Linked DNA regions of Homo sapiens: regions 1 and 3 are each linked to region 2. A link is a contact called in ENCODE Hi-C or POLR2A ChIA-PET data. All regions are on one chromosome and are shown on one strand. The core of a region is the stretch at or near the end of the contact, and the rest is flanking DNA. Distances in the headings are between cores, read along the strand shown. Region 1 holds the start of GMIP (GEM interacting protein). Region 2 holds the start of NR2C2AP (nuclear receptor 2C2 associated protein). Region 3 overlaps GATAD2A (GATA zinc finger domain containing 2A).

Region 1 (4,087 bases), core at 708-3,207, 440 kb before region 2:
AGCTTGATGGGTCCCTCCTATGGCAGTGACCCTGAGCTGGGCTGCAGGTCTCCAGCTCACCATCCCTCCCTGCCCCGACAGTTCAAGCTGGTCATTGCCCAGGTCCTGCTCCTGGACTTCTGCCTGGCGCTCCTGGCCGACCGCGTCCTGCAGTTCTTCCTGGGGACCCCGAAGCTGAAAGTGCCTTCCTGAGATGGCAGTGCTGGTACCCACTGCCCACCCTGGCTGCCGCTGGGCGGGAACCCCAACAGGGCCCCGGGAGGGAACCCTGCCCCCAACCCCCCACAGCAAGGCTGTACAGTCTCGCCCTTGGAAGACTGAGCTGGGACCCCCACAGCCATCCGCTGGCTTGGCCAGCAGAACCAGCCCCAAGCCAGCACCTTTGGTAAATAAAGCAGCATCTGAGATTTTAAAAAGCCCTGCCTCCACCTCGTCTGTGCCACACGGTGTTTGCTGGGGGCTCGGGGACAGAGGGTCACTGAGGAAGGTCCCAGCACCCTCCCCACAGGCGTGTGATGTTGGTGAAACCCTCTGGCACTTTCAGCACTTGAACATGGACTTGTCCCTGCCCAGAGAATTCAGTGCATATTTTCTAGTTTAACAAGCACCCCCATATTTCTGAGGTCTCTTTCACATTTTAACAACTCAGGTGCTGAGAGAAGCCTTAGGATGTGTGATATTTTTTTCTTTCCCATAATACATAACAGCATGCCTTTCTCTCGGGTGGTGTCTGAGACTTGAGGAATATGATCTGCATCATTACAAGTATTGACTCTGTCCGGTGGCTCAAGCCTGTAATCCCAGCACTTTGGGAGGCCAAGGCGGGCCCATCACAAGGTCAGGAGATCGAGACCATCCTGGCTAACACAGTGAAACCCCATCTCTACTAAAAATACAAAAAATTAGCCAGGCATGGTGGCGAGTGCCTGTAGTCCCAGTTACTCGGGAGGCTGAGGCAGGAGAATGGCGTGAACCCAGGAGGTGGAGCTTGCAGTGAGCCGAGATAACGCCACTGCACTCCAGCCTGGGCAACAGAGCGAGACTCCAACTCAAAAGAAAAACAAACAAGTACTGACTCTGTCATGCTCTTTGGGGGCCTGCGCTGCTCTACCATCTCATGTCACAGTCAGGGAGCTCTGGCTGAGCATCAGCCAGGATGTGACCTGGAAACCTGGCTTGGCTCTTAGGTTGATAGTGTTATTCCTTTCAATGGACTCACTCATCACAACTCAAGAACTGCAGAGTAGGCAGCACGGAGCCAGTCAGAGAATCCTTGCCTCCTTAACAGCCAAAGCCTTTGGACACAAAGTTATAAACATACTTTAAAGTCTATTTCCAGCCCCAAAATTCCACTGTGCTGGGGGTGGGAGCATTTTTATAACAGGCGGCTTGTGGCAACCCCAGAGCTGGTGCTTTTGGACAAACCTCCACTCCCTACCTAAAAGGGCTGCTCCCTGGTGTGCTGTAATTGGGGCCTTGAGCCTGATCCAGCTTTGAGGGTCACGGAAGGGGCGTCCCCCAGGCCAGGGGTTCTCCAGCCCGAGTATTAGAATTTTGGTTGGAATCGGACAGAATATCAGGCCTCCACCAGGGGGCGCCATGGCTCCAGCGAGGCCCAGGTGGTTTCAGGGCTCCGAGAGACAACCTGGGCAAGGGGATCACCAGGGTCGCGGGTTGTGGGAGCTCCTGGGAGAGGCCCCCCGGGACAGGTGGACTCTGCAACCATTCAGGGAGGAGGGGGCTGGGGCTCCGTGGGATTTGGGGTAGCACAAAGATCTGAGAGGGAACCTATGGCCCAGATGAAGTCTTAGGATGCCCAGGTCAGGGGCACTGCAGCCTCGAGTGGTCGCTCAGGGGGCCCTGGCCCGACCCAGTTTCAAGCGGCTCAGGTAGAGAAGGGCACTATCAAGGCTTCCGGGCTACGGGGGCGTGGTCTGATGCGGGGGCGTGGCCTCCGCTGGGCAGGGCGACGCGGAACCGAGGCGGCGGCGGCGGCTGCGGCGGCAGGAAATCGGGGCTCGGCCCCGCCGGCGCGCGACCCCATCCCCATCCCGGTCCCTGCAGAGCGATCCCCGGGCCCAGATATGGACGCAGCAGAGCCGGGTAGGGGGTCGGGGATCCGGGAGGGGCCTCCCCCGACCATCCCCTGCTTCCTACATTGAGGGCACACACTTGTCCCGCTCCGTCCTGAGAGCCAGGAGAGGAGTTCCTGAATGGGAAGGACCCAGGGATCCTCCATTGTGGGGAGCCCTGTGCCCGGATGGGTTCAGGACCCCAGCCCTTCACTCCCCCTCCCCCTTTTGATCCCTCACCCCAGACGCCTGGGGGAGGGGGCCCAGGAAGGGGAAGTGACTGCTTCTGCTTCTGATTTTTGTGATGGGGGCAGGGTGCCACGACTGCTGAGGGAGAGGGCAACGCGGTAGGATCCCCACAGGGCCCCTCTGTAGCCCTGGGGAGTCGGCAGTGCTGGTCTAGGCCCCTTAGGAGAGGGGGCAGGGGGGCAGCAGTAGAAATGTGGCGGGGTCCGACTTGGTGTTTCCGGCCGTCTTTGTGTCTGTGTTGTGTATGTGGAGTGTCATTCGGTCTTTATGTCCCTCACGGCTTCAGTCTCTCCATGTGTGTTTCTGCCCCAGGCTCTGCCTGGCTGTCCCTTGTGTATTTCCATCTGTCTAGCCCGTGGTTCCATTGTCAGACCGGCTTTCTTCTCGGGACAGCCTGGTTGCATCTGGGGCATCTGTTTTGTTGGTTTGCTTCTGGGTGCAGGCAGACCCAGGGAGTGGGTGTCTCTGTTCCCCGAGCAGCTGTCTCTGGTCTCTGGTGGTGTGTGAGTCCATCTGCCTGCCTCGAGTTGGCCCCAACCAAGCCCCCCCCAGCCCTCTCTTTCTCTCTCTCACTCTTCCCTTTCTCTTCCACCCCCTCCAAATGAGACTGGTTGAGGTGCCGTGGGTGGAGGGAGGCAGTGGTTAGCCCATGTATTACACTCCCCTCCCCTAGGACTCCCCCCAGGTCCTGAGGGCAGGAAGAGGTACAGTGACATCTTCCGGAGCCTGGACAACCTCGAAATCTCACTGGGGAACGTGTGAGTCTGAGCCTGGATCACCCCCAAATCCTGCCAAGATGCCCCAAGCCCCTAACCATTTAGGTGCCTTGCAGTCCCATTTGGAACCTGTAACATCTGGACCTACATACCTAATAACCAGAGAAGTCTAGGATGGGACCCTCCAAAATGCCTCGGTATCCTAAAAGTGTCCCCCTAAATAGACTGGAAATCCCCAAAGTGGTCCTAGAACCCCTACATATCCTTGTAACCCCTTAAAATATTTGCGATCCCTATAATCCCACTCTATGAACCTCAAAGTTATCTGGGGCCCTTCAGATGCTTTTTCAAGTCCTATTTAAAAAAAACTCACCTGATTCCCCCAAAACACCATTCTTCAGACCTCCCAGACACAAGAGATGCCACAGAGGTGATGTTTGCCACAAACAACCCTAAGGTCCCCAGCACCCCTTGGCAGGACAGACTGGGTGTAAGGTGGCATCCTGACACACCTTTATCCCCCAGGACCCTTGAGATGCTGGCTGGAGACCCTCTACTCTCAGAAGACCCAGAACCTGACAAGACCCCTACAGCCACTGTTGTGAGTGGGGAGTAGGGGAACAGGGAGGAAGACCTCAAGCAGAGGGGGCCTTAGGAAGGCCAGGCCCCTGCCCTGTTTGCTTCTGAATACTGTCTCCCTCCCGCACAGACCAACGAAGCCAGCTGTTGGAGCGGCCCCTCCCCAGAGGGTCCTGTACCCCTCACAGGTAGGGGGGTCTGGAGGCCAGGACAGTGGGGACAGACAGGAGTCTTTCCTTCAACAAATCACCACTGATCCCCTGTTCCATGCAAGGCATCGTTTAGGTTTTGGGAATATGGCAGTACACACAACAGATCTCAGTCCCAGCCCTCAGGGAGACCCCAGGCAGGGTGGAGGCTGAGGTAGGAGGATCACTTGAAGCCAGGAATTCGTGACCATGCTGGGCAACAGTAAGACACCATCCCTACCAAAAGAAAAAATATTTTTTTAATTAGCTGGGTGTGGTGGTG
Region 2 (3,659 bases), core at 92-2,591:
CATAGTGGTGCGCACCTGTAGTCACAGCTACTCAGGAGGCTGAGGCAGGGGAATCACTTGAACCTGGGAGGCGGAGGTTGCAGTGAGCTGAGATCACACCACTGCACTCCAGCCTGGGCAACAAAGTGAGGCTCCGTCTCGAAACAAAACAAAACAGAAACAACAAAAAACACCCGACCTCGCATGCTCCCTCCTCCAAGAAGCCTTCCTTGACGTCCCAGCAGCATTTTCTGGGAAAGACAAACTTGGAGGCCAGGGCTCCTCTGTCCCAACAAGAACAAAAAGGGTTGATGAGGACTTCAGATACTCCCAACATCGTGGCCTTTTCCACAACTCTGCCTTTGGCCTCCGGGAGGCAGTGAAGTTCGGGGATTCCCAGGCTGCATTTAGTGGTTAGGGTAGAGTAGGTTAGAGTAGGTTAGGGTAGCCGTTAGGGTAGAGTAGGTTAGAGTAGGAAGAAAGACATTGTCATAGGAAGTCTCTCTGGCCGGGCGCGGTGGCTTACGCCTGTAATCCCAGCACTTTGGGAGGCTGAGGTGGGCGGATCACTTGAGCCCAGGAGTTCGAGACCAATCTGGGCAACATGGCGAAACCTCATCTCTACCAAAAAACAAACAAACAAACAAACAAACAAAATAGCCTGCCGTGGTGGCGCGCGCCTACTAGTTCCAACTATTCGGGAAGCTGGGTAGGAGGATTGCTGGAGCCTGGGAGGCAGAGGTCGCAGAGAGCCGCGATCCCACCATTGTACTCCAGCCTGGGTGACAGTGAGACCCCACTTCAAAAAAAAAAAAAAAAAAAGGCCGGGCGCGGTGGCTCAAGCCTGTAATCCCAGCACTTTGGAAGCCCCGGCGGCTGGATCACGAGGTCAGGAGATCAAGACCATTCTGGCTAACACGGTGAAACCCCGTCTCTACTAAATATACGAAAAATTAGCCGGGCGTGGTGGCGGGCGCCTGTATTCCCAGCTACTTGGGAGGCTGAGGCAGGAGAACGGCGTGAACCCAGGGGGCGGAGCTTGCAGTGAGCGGAGATCGTGCCACTGCACTCCAGCCTGGGCGACAGTGAGACTCCGCCTCAAAAAAAAAAAAAAAAAAAGGAAGTCTTTCGGATTCCAAAATCAGTCAAAATCAGTGCTCTACACCTTCGGGCGCCGAGGGACAGCGCCCCGTGCGCGCAGCCAGCCTTTTCCCTACAGCTTCAAGGGAACCAAGGTAAATTCAATCATCGAACCCGGGCCCTTTAAGAAGCGAGCATGAAGGGGCGGGGTCGAACCAAACCCCACCTCTGGAGCGTCCGCGGTCGGCGCCTGAATTACAACACGCATGCGCCAAGCCCACGCGGTTCCGGGTCCCAAGATTTGGCTCCAAGAGCTATTCGCAGAGAAACAGCCTCGCACAAAAAGCCACCGCCCCCGAAACCCGCGGGAAATCTGTTTCCTGTGAAAGGCCTGGCCTCCGGGCATTGGCGGTTTCCCTGATCCTCTCTCCCAAATTTTCCGGCAGGGGATTGATCGAGGCGACATTTAGGACTGGGGTGGGCGAGGGAGTGGCGGTTCTCGTCCCAAGTTACAGGTGAGGACGTTCAGGCCAAGGCGTAGCCAAGATCGCGCCGCCCTGTAGCTTGAGGAGGCGCCGGGATTCGAACCAAGGCTGTGCCCAATCCTAAGCCCTGCGAGGTCTTGTGGAACCGACATGACCCACTCTTTGGTTTGTCCAGAGACAGTGAGCAGGTAAGAGTCTGTGGGGACAGGCAGTGGCGAGGCCCTAAGCCTGGGGTCGAGCCCTCAGTGGACAGATCTGGGGGTCAGGCCCTCCGCGGAGCTGAGAGCTGGTCTCAGCCCCTCTCTTCGCCTTGATCCTGGTGCCTCCAGGGTGAGTTCAGTGCTGAATCGCAACACTCGGCAGTTTGGAAAAAAACATCTTTTCGACCAGGATGAGGAGACATGTTGGAACTCAGACCAGGTGAGGCGCCTCCCTCGACCCTCCATCTCTAGGGTGATTCAGATTCAGATCTCATGCCTTGAGAACGTCAGGGGGCCCTCATGGGTGGCCAGGAAAGGAACATGTGCCGAATTTCCTTCTTCCCCTCCATTCCAAGAACTATGTGAATGAGACAGGCATAGCAGGGCTCTGTGCCTGCAGTGAGCTTGCGCCTCAGTTTCCCTGTCTGCTTCCAGGGCCCCTCCCAGTGGGTGACGCTGGAGTTTCCCCAGCTCATCCGTGTCTCCCAGCTGCAGATCCAGTTTCAGGGTGGCTTCTCCAGTCGCCGGGGCTGCCTGGAAGGTACTAGAAGGCCCTGGGTGGCAGGGGTTCCAGGGGTCACCCCAGACACTCATTGCCTTTCTCTGCTGAAGGTTCACAGGGCACTCAGGCTCTCCACAAGATTGTAGATTTCTACCCTGAGGACAACAACTCGCTTCAGATATCCTGCCCCTGCTTCTGGGGTGGGTGGTCTGTGCCTCTGGAAGCTTTGGACTCACCCAAACCCGAATGGGAACCCTGATGTGTGATCTTGAACACGTGACCTCTAGGACTCCACTTTTTCTGTAAAATGGTGCTGATGACCACCTGTTCTGTGTGAGAGGCTTAGAGGGACCTGCAGCTTCCCCAGGTTGCCCACATCGGTGGAGTGTGAGCTGGGTCTGGAAGGGGTGGGGGCCTGCGGGTGGGAAACCAGAAATCACCAGTTTCCCTTGACTGCCCACGCTCACACTTTCCCCATACCAGCTGCTGAAGTGGACCGGCTGAAGGTGACGTTTGAGGATGCCACTGACTTTTTTGGCCGTGTGGTCATCTACCACCTGCGGGTGCTTGGGGAGAAGGTGTGAGACCTCTAGGGGCTGTCTCCTCCAGGAAGCCCTCCGGGAAGCACAGCAAAGTCCCTCATTCTGCACAGAAGGTTTATTGGTTCCTCTTGGGAAGGGTCCCCTCCCACCACCTGTCCAGAAGCTGCCTTTGAAGTCAGTTCTGGGTTTCCCCAGCTCTGGCTGACCATTTTGTTCCCTGAGTGTCTGAGTCCCCGGCAGGCGGCCTTCACTCAGGGTCAGCGGGCACCAGGTTGCTCTGGAAGAGCTTGAGGATGTGGTTCTCGATCACCTGTTGCACTGAGATGGGGCAGGGAAAAGGTGGGCTGTGAGCTTGAATCGGGAGTGGGGTGGAGGCACAGGCCAACCTGCGCTCTCCCCTTAGGGGACAAACAGGGACCCTTGCAGAGACCTGCATTACAGAGCAAAGCTGGGAGAACCGAGGACTCACCCCAGGAACCTCAACTTCCCCTAAGTTTGTAAAAATGCACTTTTGTAGCTTTTCAGAATTAATATAAAAATATTTCCTACCAAGCAAAATGTGTGAATTGTGACTTTCATGAAAAGATGAGCCTGGGCATGGTGGCTCACACCTATAATCCCAGCACTTTGGGAGGTCCAGTGGGGAGGACTGCTTGAGCTCAGGAATTTGAGGCCAGCTTGGGCAACAGAGCAAAACGCTGTCTCTACCAAAAAAATTTAAAAATTAGGCTGGGCTTGGTGGCTCACACCTGTAATCCTAGCACTTTGGGAGGCCAAGGTAGGTGGATCACTTGAAGTCAGGAAAGGCCAGCCTGACCAACATGATGAAACCCCATCTCTACTAAAACTACAAAAATTAGCCAGGTGCAGC
Region 3 (3,870 bases), core at 922-3,421, 290 kb before region 2:
TAAACACTCGGCTCGGGATCCTGGGGCCCTGCTCAGTGTTAGCCATTGTGGGGGCTTGAGCATGCTGGGTCTGATGGCATGTGTGTGCCTCGCCACCAGCCCGCAGCCCCTGGCCATGGTGGAAACCCCTTGAAGGGGAGCCCAGCTCCCTGCGTGAACCAGATTTTCTTCTCTCCACTCAGGCAGGCCAAAGCCCTCACACCTGGCAGCCAACCTGTCCCCAGAAGACCGAGGGGTGTATCCACAGGCTGCCAGCTTGCTCACAAGGTGGCACCAGGTGCTAGATGGCCCTTCTTGGGCCCCACATGGCGGCAGTGGCTGTCTGTTTTGAAACTGACTAGGACACAAGTTCTCTCAAAGACCAGAGACTCTTCACCTGCCTGATCTACTCATGGACTGGTTTCTGGCTGGCTGCCTCCAGCCCCACGTGGATGCCAAGGTCATTCTGCCTGTTACCCTGCTGCCCACTCCGTAAGTCCCAGCTCAAAACTGCAACATGAGACAGTTCTCATGATTCCAGCCCCCACACCTTTTTCTTTCTAATGAATTTGCCACGGTCTGGGGAGCTCACTTCCACCTGTGAACTTGACCTAAGGCCTGTTCCTCCCCTTTTCACCGTCGGCCCACGGCATCTCACTACCAGTTGGGAAGCACCAGGGGACAATCGGGGAAGTACTTGCAGGCTTTCCTCTTTTGTTATTTTGTCAAAGTATGGTCACAAACGTCTAAGAGTGTGGCTGATGAGCTGCTGTTATTCATCAGAACTGGGAAACAGTGAATATCCATTCTGTGCTAACTGCAGGCCAGGCTCCGAGACAAGTGCTCAAGGCACCCCAAGTCATTTGACCCAGGCAGGAACACACTAGTCTGATTTTCCCTTTCCTGTGAACGATCCTCTAGGATGTATGTGTACAGCTGACACTACTGAAGGCGCAAGGCTGAACACCTGCTGTGGTGTCGCTGACCCAACGCAAGTCCCAAAGATGGCACTTTGTCCCCAACCAAGCAGCTCCATTTGCTGACGGCACAAGGCAAACTGTCCCTGATGATCTGGGTTCATTGTATTCTCTTTCTTCTTTTTTGAGATGGAGTCTTGCTCTGTCGCCCAGGCTGGAGTGCCGTAGTGCAATCTCGGCTCACTGCAACCTCCACCTCCCCGGTTCAGGTGATTCTCCTGCCTCAGCCTCCTGAGTAGCTGGATTACAGGCATGCACCATCATGCCGGGCTAATTTTTTTTTTGTATTTTTGTACAGACAGGGTTTCACCATGCTGGCCAGGGTGGTCTTGAACTCCTGACCTCAGATGATCCGCCCGCCTCGGCCTCATTGTACATTCATCGAAGTGAATCAAGTCCATTTTTTTTGTCAGCAGGAAAACCAGCCAAGGACAGACACGTCCTCTAGGTGGCACTGTGACCCAGAGAACAAACTCGGACAAAGTTAACTGGTTGCCGCAGCTCAAAGTTGTCCTGGCTCTTGCTGTGCCAGGGTCTAGTTGATAATTAGACCCCGGCAGGGTTGAGGAGAGTCGCTAGGATGAAGAACCTGACTCTGCTCTAGCAGCCCTCGGGACCTCTGAGGTCCCCTCCACACCCATGAGCTGCGTCCTCAGGGAAGGGTAGACACAGAGCACCAGAGGTTAAGGCTTCACCAATGCTACCCTGGACTCGCCAGATGCTGGACTCAGGAACCGCTTTACTTGCTCTCCTCTGGTCCCTCCTAATTCCACCCACCACAGCTACGTGGTGGCTGTACCTGAACGCTGGTCCTAGCCCTGATGAAGCAGCTTCTCACCAGAGACCTGGGCGTGGACAGAAAGGTACGATTTCGAAGTATACAATCCCCCAGGCAAGGGGTTATCAGCCCACATTCTGAAGCCCAGAACCGGGTAGTTTGTTTCTAAAGTAACCCAGGACACCTCACTCAGGTCTTAGCAAACCGCCAGCATGTCTCTCCTTGCTGCCGGCCCCATGCCGCCCAAGATCGACTTTCAAGGTGACCTCAGGGCTCTAATTCCAGGTTCCCTGGACGTGTACACACACTGAGCACCTCAGAGGCAGGCAGTCCCAAGGCTTCAGCACAGAGGTGCAGCAGCTGGCCTCCACCCAGGTGGCCTCCAAAGTGAACAGGGGAGCAGGGGGCCAAGGCAGCATCTTGTATAGAGTTACAGACACAATTCCTGGGCTAGCATGAGCTGAAATGAAATGACAGCCAAGCTCTAAGGGACTTAACCCTTCTTATCATCTTATTGAGGGCGTGTGCTTCTTCCAGAGGTGAGATGTCTAATAAAATTCAAACCTGCCTGAAGGAAGAGGGTAGGCGAGGGGTCCAGACCACCTAGCAGCTGAAGCTGCCTGAGAGGGCTGCTCTGCCCACAGCGCTCCCTGGCCCCATCTTGGCCTGCGACTAATCAATAACTCATCCAAGAGATGATGTCACCACCCATCAATGATCACTCAGCATCCCAGCAGCCAGCAGGGAGTGAACTTCCTGTATGCTAATCAGGCCACCAAAAAGTCATGTGACAAAGGCATTTCCCTCCTTGGTCACATGACCCTTTAACTGTGCCTTCCAACGTGAAAACCATGGCAACGGCCAGTTCCAACCGGTTTGTGACACGCAGCCTTCATTTTGAGAAGGGAGGTAAAGGTTCAGGTACTGTCAGAAAATGGAGGCGCCAGGCTCACCCCAGGGCTGTGGAGCTGCAGGCACTTCCTGTGTGGCGCCAGCCCACAGGGGACTGTTGCTGCACCACAGGCTCCAGTCACCTCTACATACACCGCACACAGCAGGGTCACTGGCCCCTCTAAGTTTCTAAAATGAAAAACTTTGTTAAGCTCACTTTTTAAAGGAGAGAGGCTTTAAGAGTCTCAGTACTTTCTAAAAGAGATCTTTAATTCAGGAAAAAGAGCATGTGGCTCAAAATGATTGCAGGCATTATTTCAGGGAAATATTTAATTATAAAAACTGTCTAAAGTAAACAAAACCAGTGGAAATCTAGCCCAACATGCTGAGAGGGATGGCATCGTGGCCCAGGGACAGCGTCTGCCATTCACTCCACAGCAGCCGTCCCGGGCACCAAGTTTATTTGGAAGTGATGTGATAGTTCAGGACAAATCCCATAAGCCCGTCCTGCCCATCTTGAGAAGCCTTAATGTAAAACGTAGTGATCAAGAGATTTTATGTGACCTACAAAAATCCCTGGAAGCAGGCCAGGCTGTTATCAGCGTAAATGGTCTCACCCGCTCGCTGACACGCACCACCCCCACTCCCTGACCCGCTGGCACTGGCCCTGACCTCACAAGCACAGAAATTCTGTTACCTGCCAGGAACTTCCATAGAATTTCCTGGAGGAGAGGCCGGGATTATAAACTTAAATTGAGACACGATCCCACTTCCACAGCAAAAGGTTATGGCTTTCAGCTGCTCAGCAACCAGCGGCCAGTACGTGGTTAATATTTAGTGTCCCCTCAGCCAGTGCCGGGAAGGAGCTGTCCTTGGAGGCTGGGACCTTTGTGGTTCTCTGAACAGGCCTGCCTGGTATGCAGGAAAGACATACCCCTCTCCCTCATTCATTCATTCATTCATTCCTTACATCTGCTGAGAGCTCATTTAAAAAGCAGGTGCTATAGCAGGCAGTGGGGAGGAACCCCTGGATAAAAGGAATTTCTGTCCTTAGGGTTCAGTCTACCAGGATGGACAGACACAACAGGGGAGCGGCAGGTGGGGGCAAGGCTGTAGGTGGGCTTGGGGCTGGCCCCGTGAATGTCTGACCACCGCTGTCACCGCCATAGCAGCAGGGCAGCTTCTCCGGAACTTGTATAAATGAAGCGTGTCCTCCTTGCCCCAGACCTGCTTGATCAAAGTCTG

The links. Hi-C counts contacts between places; a loop is a spot of excess contacts on that map. ChIA-PET counts read pairs that join two places held with the same protein, here RNA polymerase II (POLR2A). Pooled maps may share reads with other maps.
Region 1: a loop to region 2 is called in a pooled map, with 4 times the contacts of the local background. The contact joins the promoter of GMIP here to the promoter of NR2C2AP in region 2. A Hi-C loop is called at or near these places in 1 of 168 maps with a recorded cell type or tissue (mammary epithelial cell), 1 of 37 single-sample maps with no recorded cell type and 8 of 50 pooled maps. POLR2A ChIA-PET finds 5 or more read pairs at or near these places in 1 of 52 experiments (endothelial cell of umbilical vein).
Region 3: a map of naive thymus-derived CD4-positive, alpha-beta T cell shows a loop between it and region 2 (11-fold over the local background). The contact joins the enhancer-like site here to the promoter of NR2C2AP in region 2. A Hi-C loop is called at or near these places in 11 of 168 maps with a recorded cell type or tissue (CD4-positive, alpha-beta memory T cell, OCI-LY7, ascending aorta and 7 more), 16 of 37 single-sample maps with no recorded cell type and 35 of 50 pooled maps. POLR2A ChIA-PET finds 5 or more read pairs at or near these places in 15 of 52 experiments (AG04449, CD4-positive, alpha-beta T cell, CD4-positive, alpha-beta memory T cell and 11 more).

The regions. Positions count from the first base shown.
Region 1 is chr19:19,641,527-19,645,613 of GRCh38, reverse strand. GMIP (GEM interacting protein) reads left to right here and starts at 1,957. Exons shown (of 21, transcript NM_016573.4): 1 at 1,957-2,103; 2 at 2,995-3,079; 3 at 3,563-3,638; 4 at 3,747-3,804. The coding sequence starts at 2,085. It overlaps ATP13A1 (ATPase 13A1), which reads left to right. Exons shown (of 26, transcript NM_020410.3): 26 at 82-416. The coding sequence ends at 192. RefSeq lists a silencer at 1,864-2,113 and enhancers at 2,744-2,903, 2,125-3,080.
Region 2 is chr19:19,201,096-19,204,754 of GRCh38, reverse strand. NR2C2AP (nuclear receptor 2C2 associated protein) reads left to right here and starts at 1,341. Exons shown (of 5, transcript NM_176880.6): 1 at 1,341-1,732; 2 at 1,874-1,964; 3 at 2,180-2,285; 4 at 2,357-2,424; 5 at 2,714-3,346. The coding sequence starts at 1,695. The coding sequence ends at 2,830. It overlaps RFXANK (regulatory factor X associated ankyrin containing protein), which reads right to left. Exons shown (of 10, transcript NM_003721.4): 10 at 2,889-3,106. The coding sequence ends at 3,036. RefSeq lists an enhancer at 1,141-1,435 and a silencer at 2,099-2,365.
Region 3 is chr19:19,488,097-19,491,966 of GRCh38, reverse strand. All of the region lies in intron 2 of GATAD2A (GATA zinc finger domain containing 2A), which reads right to left. Among named protein-coding and RNA genes, the nearest start is that of TSSK6, 26 kb to the left of the region's middle. RefSeq lists enhancers at 1,273-1,567, 1,417-1,666, 2,425-2,704, 2,224-3,007, 1,942-3,141 and 2 more. Within about 2 kb of position 2,171, at least 40 of the 41 ENCODE cell types and tissues checked have a DNase peak (open chromatin) inside an H3K27ac peak, as active enhancers do; they include CD4-positive, alpha-beta T cell, OCI-LY7, PC-9 and 6 more, where a contact is called at or near this core.